Regions from separate parts of the Mus musculus genome. Here region 2 is linked to region 1. The links are chromatin loops, found by intact Hi-C in ENCODE. Cell type or tissue: left cerebral cortex. All regions are shown on one strand. Each heading gives the region's core, and the rest is flanking DNA. Links, peaks and the distances in the headings are about the cores only.

The links. Hi-C counts contacts between places; a loop is a spot of excess contacts. Peaks named below come from ENCODE experiments on the same cell type or tissue, not always from the same donor. Only the 100,000 strongest peaks of a DNase experiment are listed, where the experiment ranks them.
Region 2: a loop joins it to region 1, with 3 times the contacts of the local background. A loop is called at or near these places in 3 of 42 quality-filtered maps.

Annotation. Positions count from the first base shown.
Region 1 is chr8:93,929,027-93,936,533 of GRCm38, reverse strand. All of the region lies in intron 3 of Gnao1 (guanine nucleotide binding protein, alpha O), which reads right to left. Among named protein-coding and RNA genes, the nearest start is that of Amfr, 80 kb to the left of the region's middle. In left cerebral cortex, for the core only: a CTCF peak has its summit at 3,423 (motif pointing right); DNase peaks (open chromatin) are centred at 4,366, 5,009, 6,089, 6,280 and 2 more places; H3K27ac peaks cover 3,671 bases.
Region 2 is chr8:93,565,484-93,572,990 of GRCm38, reverse strand. It overlaps Gm26843 (a long non-coding RNA gene), which reads left to right. Exons shown (of 10, transcript XR_003947433.1): 10 at 5,531-7,006. Among named protein-coding and RNA genes, the nearest start is that of Ces5a, 33 kb to the right of the region's middle. In left cerebral cortex, for the core only: no CTCF peak of the experiment used is centred there; DNase peaks (open chromatin) are centred at 3,074, 3,508, 5,282, 5,690 and 2 more places; H3K27ac peaks cover 2,615 bases.

The DNA of each region.
Region 1 (7,507 bases), core at 1,387-6,386:
CACCCAAGGAGTTGAAGGGGTCTGCAACCCTATAGGTGGAACAACAATATGAACTAACCAGTACCCCCAGAGCTCGTGTCTCTAGCTGCATATGTAGCAGAAGATGGCATAGTCGGCCATCACTGGGAAGAGAGGCCCTTGGTCTTGTGAAGATTATATGCCCCAGTAAAGGGCAATGCCAGGACCAAGAAGCAGGAGTGGGTGGGTAGGAGAACAGGGCAGGGGGAGAGTATAGGGAACTTTCAGGATAGCATTTGAAATTTGAAATGTATATAAAGAAAATATCTAATAAAATAGCTCTGTTGTTGCTGTCAAAAAGATATATATATATTGATTATTCACATAGTTTTATATCTAAAAACATACATGTTACACATAAGCATATATGCAAATATATTGAAATATTCTGCATAACAACAACAAAAGAATCCCAAAGCCTGCAGGAGTGTGGAGTGGCCACTGATGAAGGCACAGCCAAGACAGGGATAGATCAATGTTGAAAAAATAAGCCAGTGCCTGGATTCTATTGTGCCAGCAACCATGTGTGCCACTGGGCTTCCTGGCAGAGTTTCCTGCTCCCCTCGTTTGTTAAATTTAAAGGGACACGCTGTTTGGATGGTAACTTTATGTTTGAACTGGTATTTTAATAGTCGTGGCTGTTGTAACTCCTAACCAACTAGGCTCAAATTACGGCTTCTGTGAAGATCCCTTTCCCATGGCTGTAGCCCACAGCACTCTTCTGGCATCTGAGTGCCCTCTTCTCTAACTGTGGACAGCACTCTGGACTTGGTATCTCCATTCTGTAAAGTTTCTTGCCTGAATGGCTCCTTATTCTCCCCGAGTGCTGGGATGGCACGCCAGTGTTAGGGGCTGGCTATGTGCTGGACTGGAGAGTACAGCAGAACTCAGCTGGTAGTCCTGGAAGAAGTTTGTAGACCTGTGGCTGCCTGGGCTTGAGGGGAGGAGCCCCTTACTGTCTGTACCACCATCCTACTGTCCTGAGGCTGGCTGTGGAGCAGAAACAGAAGGGAAGTGTTGTTTTCTCCCACTGGAGAGAGACTATAACCATTCTTCTTTTTTAAAAATTTTTTTATTTTTTTGGTTTTTCGAGACAGGGTTTCTCTGTATAGCTCTGGCTGTCCTGGAACTCACTTTGTAGACCAGGCTGGCCTCGAACTCAGAAATCCGCCTGCCTCTGCCTCCCGAAGTGCTGGGATTAAAGGCGTTCGCCCCCATGCCTGGCTGACTATAACCATTCTTGCTCTGTGGAAAGGCCGGGATGGGTGGGCCCAGACTTGGTCTCAACCTAGGCTCCCAGTGTAAGCAGTGGTACAGTGTCCTTGCTATGAATGGGGAGGGGATGGCAACATCCTTGTTTTCTCCACAGGGTCGCCGTGTGAAACGACAGGACACACAGCGTAGGACAGCTGGGCTAGCATCTCCCCGGCGGATGGGCATGCGTTTTCCCACCTCTTGAGCTGCTATGGGCATGCAGAGTGAGCAGGACGGCCACAGTGACAGGGGCCAGGGAGGTCAGTCAGGACCCTCCTCAGGAACAGCTGGAACTTCAGGGCTGAATATCAATAGTCAAGCACTGCTCTTATATATTTAGGGTCAGGGGTTGGGAGAAGCTGTGGCTTCTAGAAGTTATCAGCAAGATACCTTTTTTTTTTTTTTTTTTTTTTTTTTTTTTTTTTTTTTTTTTTAATCACACCAATAACAAAGAAACAGCATGGCCATTCTTACTGTTTTAAATAGTATATCCTTTCTGCTTAAATGGCTCTTACTCCTAATGTAGAAATACAAATGGACGGAAGGAATGCAGTGTGGATGAGAATCACTTTGGAGGACCTGAGGGCTCTAGACGACTCCTTGTAGAGACCTGTGCATGACAGCAGGTGGTGAGCAGGAGATGGGGGGATGCAGCTTGGCCACGTTCCCCAGAAGCAGGCTGCCTTAGGCCCTTGCTGGGGTGCAGAGAATGCCCAGGGTGGTATCAGGGTAGTGACGCCCTCGAACTGGAGGCACAAAGTAGATGCCCTTCTATGAAGGATGGGCTAAGACCAAGGGCTGCAGGGTAGATCCTGAGCACGTGTTGCAAGCAGCACTCAGACCTTGTGTCAGGTCAGCCTGTGCGACAGCATGTTGGTTGTTGTACCAGAGTTGTCTCCAGCTGGTGTCTAGAGCTAGAATCCACTAAGGGAGAGAGTTGTAAGTTCCTAGGGCCCAGTGAGGACCTGTCCACTGTGCATATTGGCTCCCACTTGCTGGGCCACAGGCAGCCTCTATGCCGACTTCTGCTCCAAAGTCTCAGAGATGTACTGATACTTGTCTGCATCCCAGGGTGAGCATTGGTAATGGTCAAGCGAAGTCAACTCTGGCCTCATATCTTCCACCCCAACACCATCTGCTCCAGGAGCTTACAAGGTGCCAGACACATTCATTGCTTGAAGGCAGGTAGGCAAACCGCACCTCTCAAGAGCAGAGGTACAAAAGGTAACAGCGGAAAGGAATAGGCATCTTCAGTTGGTGTACTGGCTAGTTTTGTGTCAACTTGACACAGCTGGAGTTATCACAGAGAAAGGAGCTTCAGTTGAAGAAATGCCTCCATGAGATCCAACTGTAAGGCATTTTCTCAATTAGTGATCAAGGGGGAAAGGCCCCTTGTGGGTGGGACCATCTCTGGGCTGGTAGTCTTGGTTTTATAAGAGAGCAGGCTGAGCAAGCCAGAGGAGGCAAGCCAGTAAAGAACATCCCTCCATGGCCTCTGCATCAGCTCCTGCTTTCTGACCTGCTTGAGTTCCAGTCCTGACTTCCTTTGGTGATGAACAGCAACATGGAAGTGTAAGCCAAATAAACCCTTTCCTCCCCAACTGCTTCTTGATCATGGTGTTTGTGCAGGAATAGAAACCCTGACTAAGACAGTTGGTGACCCAGGTTCAAGTACTGGCCCTGAGCCTTTTTGCCAGTGGCCTTGGACAGACCACATGCCCGGCTAGAGCCTCTGCTCTCCTCCTGGCACCCAGTGACAAGGCTATTTGTGCAGATGAGCTGGGCTGAAGATGTGACAAAGCTCTGCAGCATGAAAGAGCCCTGCAAATGCTAGTTATTATGAGCAGAGATGAAGCGCCTCAGACACAAACAACAAGCTGACATAAATAAGCCTGCTTTGTACAAGACTTTCCAGGCAGGCATGATAATCTTGATAACAATAATCATAGTAATTATAATAATAACCCCTTCCATCTGAGTAGCTGCTTTGGATCGTTCAGAGTTTTCCTCCATCTCTAATCTTTGAGGCCAAGTGAAATGGAAGTGCGAACATGGGCGTGTGTCCCCTCCTACCCCCCCAGCTCTCCAGCTGCAGCCAAGGCCATTGGCCCCACCTTGCCCCATGGGCTGCAGTTGTCTCCATCACCACCAGAGGGCAGGAGAGCACAGACCAACAAGAGGAACCCGGTGCCACAGACTGGGCAGGGTAGGGCCCCGCCCAGTGTGCCAGGGTTATTTATTGGACTGCTGGCTTGCAGCTATGGGGCAAAGGGCAGAGACCCCAGATGCTGAGACCCTACCAAGACACTGCGGTTCCAGCAGGCAGAGAGCATTAGGGTGGCATTCTGAAAACTGCCAGCCACACCTGGCTGAGGCCTGTACAGGAGAAAGCAACGACATTTCCTTCACTCCCAAAGTCTTCTGCTCTACACCTGAGCCTTAGAACTCAGCCCGTCAAGGGGAAGCAGTGGCCTGCTCCCTCCCATCCCCAGCAGAGTCTGCTTTTCTGATCCCTGCTCTATTTGTGGCCTTCAGTAGAAGTGGCACCCACCACCATCCATTGTAGACATGATGGCACGTCTTTGGCAATAGCAGTAACTGAGACAGACCCGGTACTTGGTGACTGGGACTACTTAAGATGTACTTTGAGCTTAAGGCTCTGAGCTATACCTATGCCTGCAGCACGCTGTCAGCTCACAGGCTCTCTGGGGTTGCAGGGCTGTGTGTGTCCACCATTTACTGTGGGGGAGAGAAACTTCATGATTCCCTCCAAGACGATGCAGCAAAATGGTGAATTTGGCAATTTACAGCCCAGCCTTCTCTCTCCAGTTAAGACAGTGCCCCTGCCCTACAAGCCTGCTGGTCTTCCATACCCCTGTCCTCCACACAACCCTCTTCTAGATATCAATGGGACCTGGGATCAAGGATGGGACCTGGAAGCTAAGCAGCCTGTGGATGTTCCCCTGGCACATGGGTGGGCCTGGGCTCACACAGGGTGCTGGTCTCCCTCATGAGGCAGTGTGGGGTTCTGTGGTGGAGCAGCTATGGCAAGGGGAAATGCTTCCTGCAGAGTTTCTCAGTGAGCTGCAAATCTGGAGCCCCACTAGCGCCTGTGTGAATCATGTACAAGGGACTTGGTGGAGGCAAGAACAGGTGCAGGGGCGGTGGGGGGGGGGCAGGGGCAGGGGACAGGGGGCAGGATGGGATCATCAAATGCAGGATGGAGGCCCTGGTCACTTTGTTAGCAGCAGTGTAGACGGTGCAACCTTCATGGGCAGTGGTGTGTGTCACCCAGCTTCTACGGGTTCCAAGCACAGTAACTAATGGTATTCGCTCACAGCTCCAGCCATTTACCCTCTGGGGCTCCAGTTCATCTCCTGATGCTCTTCTCTCCTGGGTGGGTGCAGACCCTCTCTGAGCTGTGGAGGCATCAAGCAGGCTCCATTCACTCACAAATCAGCTTTGCTGAACAAGACAAAATTTCCAACTCATGCTGCCCTCCACCCCCACCCTGTGTCCTCTCTTCTGAGCCCAGTGTTTTAAGAAAGGACAAAGGAACTCAAATCGGATGGACAGAATTTCTAAGAAATGAACAAGAGCAGATTCAGATTATCCTCAGAGAGCTTGGTCAAAGAGAGAAAAGTGATAATGGCCAACCTCATAGCCTCAGAATACAGAGCAACAAAGATGAATGGTTTAATTAGGGTTGCCTCGCCAGCAGATATTAGCAACCCAATTAGGGAAGAGAAAAGATGGATTCTGGGACTCCACACACGCGATGGGGCAGGCAGAGGCAGGATGTGAGGCTAATAGTTTGGCAGACTGGTGCCTCTCTCCAGATCATTCACGGGCACCCCTCACAGACCCAGTTTCTGTACCATTCATCAGAGTGGTCAGACACTTCCACGCTGGACCAGTGAGATGGCTCAGTGGGCAAAGCTCTTGCTGCCAAGCTTGACGACTTGAGTTTGATCCTTGGGACCCACTTGGTACAAGTAGAAATCACCTTCCAAATGTTGTCCTCTGACTCCACATGTAACACACACAGACACACACAGACACACTTTCAACAAATAAATAATGAAGCCAGGCATGGTGGCGCACGCCTTTAATCCCAGTGCTTGGGAGGCAGAGGCAGGTGAATTTCTGAGTTTGAGGCCAGCCTGGTCTACAGAGTGAGCTCCAGGACAGCCAGAGCTACACAGAGAAACCCTGTCTCAAAAAACAAAAACAAAAACAACCCCTCCAAAAAAATCCCCAAATAAATAATGAATAAATACATAAACAAACAAACAAATAAATAAATGTAAAAAGAAAAAGAAAAAAGAGGGTTGGGGTAGGAGGACCCAGACCTCTGAGCCAACCTGGACAACTCAGTAAGACCCCATACCAGAGTGAAGGAGTAGGGTGAAGGTGTACCTTAATGGGAGAGCTTTCCCCACCCTGGTTTTTTTTTTTTGTTTTGTTTTTTTTGTTGTTGTTGTTTTGTTTTTGTTATTGTTTTTCAAGACAGAGACAGGGTTTCTCCTTGAACTGGAGTTACAGATGATTGTGAGAGCTGGGAATTGAACTTGGGTCTTCTGAAAGAGCAGTCAGTGCTCTTAACTGCTGAGCTATCTCTCCAACTTCCTAGTTCTAACCTCTAATGCAATTACACATTAAATCTAATGCACACAAGCACAGATGAGGTACGTCTGAAAACTAGTAGACCAGGCTATTCTTTCCCCAACACCTTCATAACTTCTGCCCAAGTCCTGCGTCAGCCGGTGACTAATACTAGTTTTCTTATACACATCTTTGTACTTTATAAATGTCATATTCCTATGGAAAATGGAGAATCTGTATAAAGCAGTCTAAATCAAAGGCGCCCATAAAAATAACCACAGTGACAGCAGAATGCTATTTTATTTTTAATTTAAGCAGGGCCCCATGGTCTGGTGCAGGCTCCCAGCCTGAGGCCCTTCATTCACTCCGTGTCAGGGTCTCTGGGCCTCGGGTGTTATGGGTGCATGAGCGTCTGCCTGAGACTCAACATGAGAGGCTGAAGAAGAGAGGTGTGCTCTCTAATGTAGACCCTGCTATTACACCCTTGTGACTCTGTTCCTCTGGCCCAATCCCATCTCACAGACTGGTGGCATGTGCCTCAAGGGGCTCTGAGTAGATCTTACAGGACCTCCAGTCAGCTGTGGGAAGTATAGCTGCTGAGGCTCCATCTGCCGAGGTGTGGCGGACAGTCTCACGGGTTGAGAGCAAGGCTGTAAGCTACAGCCAGCACTTGGGGAGTCTCAGGCAGGTGCATGTGGTTGCCAGATGTCGATACTGCGAGTTTTCCTTAACCATTTCTACTTTATTCTTTTGAGACAGAGTCTCTCAGCAAGCCAGAAGCTTACTGGTTGAGCGGTTCTCAGGTTCTCAAGATTGTGTGGATGGAGCTGTCTCCCCAGCCTGTGGACTTCATTTCTTTAAAAGGCACCAAATGATGCCACTTCCTCTACTTTATTATCAGAGAAACTGATGTAGGTTGGGTTCCAAGATTTGAATGTCACTTGGCCAGTAGGGAGCCCTACCCTTGGCTCCAGAGCAACACCACAGGCCACATACAGCACCACTTCCCACTGTGGTCTGTCTTGTCTTTCTAGGCCTGGTAAAGGAGGTGTGGCCATGACCCAGGGGAGAGGTGGATGGGAGCCTGCCTCATCCAGTTCCCTCTGGACAGGTCTTTTGCAGGAAAAGCTGGCACCTGGGAGGCTCTCTTGCTGTCACCACTGCTCTCCTCAGCCCTGCCCTAAGAGATCAGAGTTCCTGGAAGGCCTGGGCGGTGCCTACCCTGGAGACCCAGGGTTAGTGTGTTGACTCCAGCAGTGTTTACATGAGGCAGGTGGGGTGGTGACAGGTGTAAAAAACAAGGATGACAAATAGTCCTATCAGCTACAACACAGGTGAGGGAGAGAGGCAGCTGTGGCCGAGTACCAGCTGGGTCAGGCCGAGGTCGCAGCCCATTGCCCTGGGTGAGGTAGGAGGGGGAGGCCATGGAGGTGCCAGGGTTCGATGCCCATTCCCTGGGCTCTTGAGTGGCAAGGAGGAAGGAGGGACAGGCAGCACCCTGCAGTGTCTAGGCCAGCCCAGGGGCAGCTGGATAGAGCTGTTTCATAGTGGGTGCCACTGGCCTGAAAACTTTTTCTGGGGTCCAGAGTAAGAGTGATCGCTTCCTTTCCCACTTGGTCCTTCTCATCCG
Region 2 (7,507 bases), core at 1,559-6,558, 360 kb after region 1:
GAACAGGACAGAGCTGGGGCAGGTCTGAGGGCAGAGTGGTAGAAGGCTTTCGCATCCTGTTTGAGCTAGTTGATGGAGATACTTTTTTTGTAATGGGTCAGTGGATGGAGACATTTTTTGTTTTACTTTTTTTTTTTTCACAGCCTGACTTTAAAAAAAAAATCACCTTTTAGCCATTGAACGGAGACTCCTTCCAGGTAATAGATATCTACAGAGGGAGAGGATTCATGGCCGCACAAGCAGATATTTTGGTTTACATTTTCAGTAAAATGTTAACAGTCTGTCTAGCGTCCCATAGAAGAGCCTGGAAAGTCTTCCTGGCAGTGAATGAAGACTCCCAGGAGATCTCAATGCAGAGAGGAGGAGGTCATTTGGGGTCCATTTCCTATTCCCACCCCCTCTCTCTCTTTCTTCCTGTTCTCCCTACTCTCTCCCTCCCTGACTTGCCTCCTCTCTGTCTTCTCTCTTCCTCAGCTTCTCTCCTCTCTCTCCTCTGAGGCCTTTCCCTTACCAACTCCTGTCCACCCCTCCCCTCTCCCCTTCTCCTCTCTGTCCTCTCCTGATGGCCTGCTCTTTTCTTCCCCTCTCCCTCTTCTCTCTTCCTCCCTCCCTGGCTTATGATGAAAGGCCTCCTCAGCCTCCATACTGATGAATTATGCAAACCCTTCCAGCGGGTGTGCCTGGCATCCAATTAAGCCCTTGGCCAGGTTGATAACACAGACAGATTAAAATGTAATTCATTGGGCTTGACATTTAGGCCCCAGTGGGAGCAGCAGGGGAGAGAAACAACACCCTCAGGTGCTTTGTTTGCATTTTGAGATGGGGGCTCTCGGCTACCTGTGCTTGCTTAGCTAAAGCTGGCTTGGAGTAGCTTTCACACAGTGTTTGTGGTGGGTCAGGGGATTGGGGGAAGGCCCACGATGGGCTTTCAGCTGAAGCAGGCTTTTTTTTTTCTTGTTCCCTCCAGACTTTTAATTTGGAAATAATTTGAGATTTACACAAGAGTAGCAATCCTAGCACAGCAAGTCCCCATAACCTTCCCTGAGCTTTTGCTGATGCTCACGTCTTATGTAACTACGGAACAGCGATCAAAGCAAAGAAATTAACATGGGCACAATCCCATTAACTAAGCTACTGATGTGTTTTGGATTTCACCCAGTTTCTCACTAAGATCTTTTTTTTCCTCCGGCTCTAGGATCCAGGCCAGGACCTCACATTCCACAGCGGCCTTTTGTGATCTTGATTCCCCAGGGAGAACAGTTCCTCCCCAGTCCCCAAGCCAGTGGCTCTCATACATCATAATTGTACCAGCGATTTTGCTTAAAGGGCACATCCTTCAGTAGACATTCCGATTCGGGAAGTCTCTGCTACAGGCTTGGCATCCTTACCCTTAACAAGCAGCCCACAGAGAGATGCCGACCCTGCCCTACCCCCAAGCACAGTCATCTTGTCTCAGGGTTCTTCCATTTCTTTGCCAATTCACTTGTCACCAGCACCATGTGGTGTCTCTCATCTTTTGGCTTAGCCTTAGGATAAAGCTGTGTTCTCTCCAGCCATCACCCCTAGCCAGATCTGTAGGGAAGGGGCTCAGATTGCATGCATTTCTCCCCTTTCCACCACTGAGGTGGTTAACAGTTGGCCTGAGCAAAATCCCCATGCAAGTTCTCCTTCGAGAGGCCAGCGACTGGGACCTCTGTGCCTGGGCAGAAATCTTGATGTTGTCCTTTAATCCATAGAACAACCCTGCAAGGAGATCAGGGTTCTTTTCATTTTATAGAGCAGAACTAGGAAAGAAAATGTAAGAGGCATGTTTAAATTTGGACTTCAGGTGATATGGTACTGGAATATATTTTAATATTTTTACTCACACTGGAAGGTCAAATGTAGCCAAAGCTCCTATTTTTATCTTCAGTCTCAATTAAGCAATGGCCTGTGGCTGGAGAGACTGTAGACTCAGATATGGGCATGCCACTAAAGGAGGTAGCAAGAGGTACCCCAGTGCTTAACTGCCCAGTGCCTATCTTACCTGGGAGGCCACAAGAAACAGGAGGATCATGTGTAGTTGTCCCTTACCGTGTCTCCAGGGTAGGGACAATAGGGCAGCAGGGACTTAATAAATAATTGCTGCATGAATAAGTGGTCACACGCGTGAGTGCTTATACAAGCAAATGTATGAATAGAATGGTTATGAGCATGAATGTATATATGAGTGTATAAAGAATCACATGCATGTATGTAATGTATGAATGGCCACAGGCATTATACACATACCATGAACGTGTACAAATGAATGGCCACGGACATGAGTGTGTAAGCGAGTAACTAGTATATGTGTATGTGTGTGTGTGTGTGTGTGTATGTGTGTGTGTGTGTGTATAATTAGTATATCAATGGGTGACTACAGATATGAGTGTGCGAGTGAGTGTATAAAAGAGGGCTCCATGCATAAATGTATAGACGAACAGTTAATAAGTAAATGCTATGCACATGCTCAGAAGGACTGGCTTCTGCACTGATGGTGGTTAAACAGTTAGGCTGGTTAGGAGCTGGAGGTCTCCTGTCTCCAGAGACTGCACCCCATGAGCATGGGCTATGAGCCAGTTCCTCATCTTCATGCTTAGCACCTCTGCTTCCTCTGCTGTGAAACTGTGTCTCCCCCGTAGCTAAGTTTCTCTGGTTTATGATCTTGCTTCCTTAACCCCACCCTCTTGAATAGGTTAAAAATAGAGCTGAATGAGGCTCGCTGCTGGCTCCTAGATATTTCTTCCCACTCTGCTATTTCTTCTCTCCTTTCTTCCTCCCATCTCTCCTATCCCATGACAGTGTTCTGAGCACCCCTTTTGTGCTTGGCCTTTCAGTTTTGTTTATTTCATTTTGCTTTTTGTTGTCGTTGTTGTTTTCCTTGAACGCCCCCTTCCACACTGTCAGATGGAACCAGAAGCCTGGAGGGACTGGTATACTGCGGTTCCTCGCAGACAAGGGAGGACGTTGGGAGCGCCTTGTATCTTTTAAAATAGACCTGTTGTCGTCGTTGTAGTCGTTGTTGGAATGTATTTTTAGCCCTGTGAGAGATTGGCATGCTCTCTCTACCACCATCTGCCAAAGGCAGTTGCTAAGCAACTGACACTGACGACAGCAAGGGGAGGATCTGGGGACTCTAGTGGCTCAGTCCTGCTGCACTGTTTAGTTCTTATGTGACAACAGTCGGGCCCAAGAGAATAAACACTCCTAACCTGGGAGAGTACAATTCAATTCAGTTCAAAGTTCCTGAGCTGAGCCCAGAGGGGACTGCCCAGGCAACAAGGACAGTGGGAACCAATGTCTTTTTGTTGTCCAGGCAACAAAGACAGTGGGTACTGATGTCTTTTTGGTGGGTAGGGCTTTTATTTAGAAAGGTCAGGTGCTGTTGCACTCACTGAGCAGATATAGCACAGCCACAGCACAGCAGGGATGGGCCTGAGCTGGACATGGGCTATTGGCAAACGGTCAGTCTAGAGCAGGAACCCTGGAATGAAGCAGGAGGCAGATGGCTGGGGTTCCTGGGCTCTCGCCCAACTTGGTTTATATTTCTCTGTCTGAGTTGTCTGCCTTTCTCTGGACTCTAGTTGTCTCCTATCCAAAGTTAGGGTGTCAAACCATGTAGAACACAATCATATAAAGGAAGGCAAAACAATCACAGTACAGGTATCTGTCACTAGGACTTGGCATTGGATCTTCCCTCTGCCTCTTATGGCTTGTGAGTGAGTTCAGGGACGCCTCAGAGACACAGTCTCTTTTGTGAAAGACAGACTTGTTCTTATCGTTCTTTGAGAATTCAGAAAATAGTACTTTGATTTAAGTGTGTACTGCAACACAGAAAATAGGTAGATATCAATAAATGTCAAAGCAGAGAAGGTAAGCTTTCTGTAACCACTTATCCTCTGTCTTATTAACATACTTGAACCTGGGCATGACTCCAGCCTTCCGTGTAACAAAATTCCCACCAAAGACAGCTGAAGAAATGAGAAGGGTACCCCTGCTATCTCATGCACTTTCAGGAAATTGCTTCTCTTAGAGTTTCTTGTAACCCAGGGCATAGCTCTGCCTGGGACACCCATTGACGAAACAAAGTGGAAGGCAGTGCTAGGGACACGGATGAGATGGCAGAGCAAGAAGATGGCAGGAACCTGGGCTGTGCTGGACTTAGTTCAACTCTCTCAACCCATGTAGGATGAAGGGAAAGTGTGTTTTGTGAGGGGTCTGAGCACTGGTGGGTTATCAGGTAGGTACCACAATGGATGGGCAGAGGTGTGTTCTATAGGGAATCTCTGGGAATAGGGAAGCACCTGGCTCTAATTGCTGCCTAAGGGGTGAGAGAGGAAACTGAAGCAATCCTACCCTACCACTCATCAGTTCCTGGGAGTATCTGTACCCTGCAACTTCTAGTCTTCTGTATGCTATGGGCAGAGTGAATGCCAGTAGCCCAAAGTCACACCCTTAGGAATCTCCCAGCCTATAGAGTCCTTCGATTTTTAGTATGGTGACACAGAGCTCATAGAAACAATCAGCTTGCTCAGAAACTAGAAGACATAACAGAATCCATATTTCCTGACCTCCAGGTGATCAGTGCAGCCAACATAGAGGTTAGTGGGTCCACAGGATACCCGTGATGCCTTTCACTTTCCTTGAGAAACCGATAGCTGCTCTCTGTTCTACCCCAGTGCTCTTCCCACTCATCCTGGTACCTGGATGCTCCACTGGTTGTTTGATTTGGTTTAATTTCCAGGCACAGGTTGGTGTGATGATTGGAAGAGGGTTGAACTCAGTCAGGAGGCTTGCCTCCATATTTGCTGTTCTGTTTCATGGGAAAGGGCCTGTAGTTAAAGACTCTTGGTATTCACAGCTTTCAGCTTTGCCTGCTTCCCCCTGTAGGTTGAGACATGTAAGAAAGTGTGAAGGCACTTCAGGTAGGCTCCCCAGTTGCCTGTCATCCTCAGCATGGAATGGAAGTGGAGGGCAGTGGCTCTCATAGGTGAGAGGACAATGTAGCTTTAAAATAAACTCAGTCAAATGAAAACTGCTCTTTCAACTTGGTTAGAATCCAAACATCCCTCTACTTCCTCTCCTAGGAAGACCTGGGATGAGTGCTTCACCTTTCCATGTGCCGTAGGAGAAACTGGAATGGTACAGGCCTACTAACTTGCCCGAGGTCACTTGCTAGCCTGTGCCAGAACAGTAGATAGACTTGACACTGGCTCTGCCTCTCAGCCCTCCCGATGCTTCTCTCAAGGCTAAGATCTGCCCTACTACTCCCAAGCTGGTCCACCTAGTGAGTAGTTTATGTCAACACCCTTGTGAGGCTGATTTGGGGACATTCCTCAGCTCCCACGGCACAGCCCAATCACATCCCATTGCTGGTTTTCCTTCATGAGCCTGTGGTTTCTTTCAAAGGAGCAAAGCCCCACTCTCTTATTTTTGTTCCCGCTAATATAAGCAGCAGACATAAAGGAACTACATTTTCAACCTCAAGTTTTCTTTTCCCTCCCTCTAGGGTCTTGAGCAGATTAAGATGAAACAGACGGGCATTACATGGAAGCTTCTTTCAGCCCCCACCAGCTTTCATTGCTGACCATCCTGTTCCTGACTGTGCTGTGTAGGAGAATCCAGACATTGTGTACAGCTGCATCTCAGCGTGGCCCGTTTTGGCTGGAATTCAAGGAGTAATTACAGCCAAATGAGTATTATTACAACCCACGTCAATCAGCGCAGCCTTCTCCTCGAATGCTCTCATAAAGAAACAGGGACGCTCTCTGAAAGATGCTGTCTGGTTTAAGCCCAGTGTCTTTCTGGGGACCAGGATGTGTGTGCTTTTCCAGAGGGAAACCAGCGCTGATCGTCTGTCACCAAGTCTGAAGAGTATAACCTGTATGATCTGAGACTGTAGGTCCCCAGAGTTAGGCAGACCCCAATTCAGATCCCACATGCTACTTCCTCTCTCTGTGAACCTACACACGGGCTTAACCTCTCCACATCTCCATGTTCTGATGAGTGATGCGAGACTTCAGGGATTCAGCAAGATAGAGTGTTTAAAGTGCCAAAAGAGATCTATGGTGATTTGTTAATGGAACTTCCTTTCCTCCTCATTCAGCAATTAATCACCAGCTCTTTGTCCTCGGCTGGAGGTGTGGCTTTGCATCAGCAGGTGGATGCTAAGCTACACATTTGTCTACATTTTAGGCCTCCTTTGGAACCCAAAAGCAATGTGTGCAGGGAGGTTATCCTGGAGAGACTGGAGTGTGAGGACGAGTCACACTGATTCTGTAGGGGGCTGGGATGTCGTGGGAAAAAGGGCAGGAGCAATGGGAATTGGAAGACACCTCCACACACACAACCATGAAGTTCCACCAACTTTAGAACACTACTTTGGGAGGAATCATGGGTGGTGAGGGAAAGACCTTGTCCCTGTAGAAATTTAGTGGAGAAGAGCTCTTTGCCTAGGTTCCTGGTGGCTTGGTTAGAAAGAACATTGGTATGGTTTGAATCTGCAATGCCCACCATAGGCTCTTGATTTGAACATTTGGTTCCCAGCTGGTGGAGCAAATTTGGAAGGGTATGGGTCTAGCTGGTAGACAGGTTTTCATGGGAAGGTCCCTAGTTCCTGACTTTTTCTGCTTCCTGATCTGCGTGATGCGAATAGCTTCCCATACATGCTCCTATGATGGGGTCCTATTGCTGTGGCCTGAACCACCATGCTAAGCCTTCTCTGTCATAGTGAAATGTCTTGAGACCATGAGCCCAAAGAATTCTTTCACCCTTTACATACACTGTTTCTGCCAGCTATTTTGACCATGCTACCTCAAAAGCAACAAATAAAAATGCTTATAAAAACGTATATGCAAGCAGCCAGGCAACCTTGTGTGTATGCATGGGGCTTAGGCACGGAGCTTAAATCACTCTTGTAAATCTGCTCCATTCAATTTAGTAAAACGTTCTCCTGTCTACTTTGGGTGAGAGATGGCATGGGGAGTTGGGGACCCAGAGAAGACAAAGCTGTCACCCTTCTGCTGGGTGATATGTGAGGTAGTACACTAGTTTAGCTTTCTGTCGCTGTTAGAAGCACCATGGCCAAAGAAAGCAATTTGAGGAGAAAAGGTTTATTTGACTTAGAGTTTCAGGTCACAGCCTGTCACTTAGGAAAGTGTCAGGAGGCCCTCAGCAGGAGCAGAGTCAGGAACAAGTGAGGAACCTGCTTACTGAATTTTTCCCAGGCTTACATTCAGGTGCCTGTTTATTATTTATTTTGTGTTTAGATATTTGTTTACTTTTTTCTATGTATATGGGTGCTTTGCCTGCATGTGTTCCTATGTATCACATATATATCTAGTGCCCTGGGAGGCCAGAGGGTGGCACTGGATCCCCTGGAACTGGAGTTACAGAAGAGCATAAGTAGTCATGTGGATGCTAGGAATCAAATCTGGGTCCTTTGGAAGAACATCCACTGTTCCATCCTTGAGCCATCTCTCTAGCC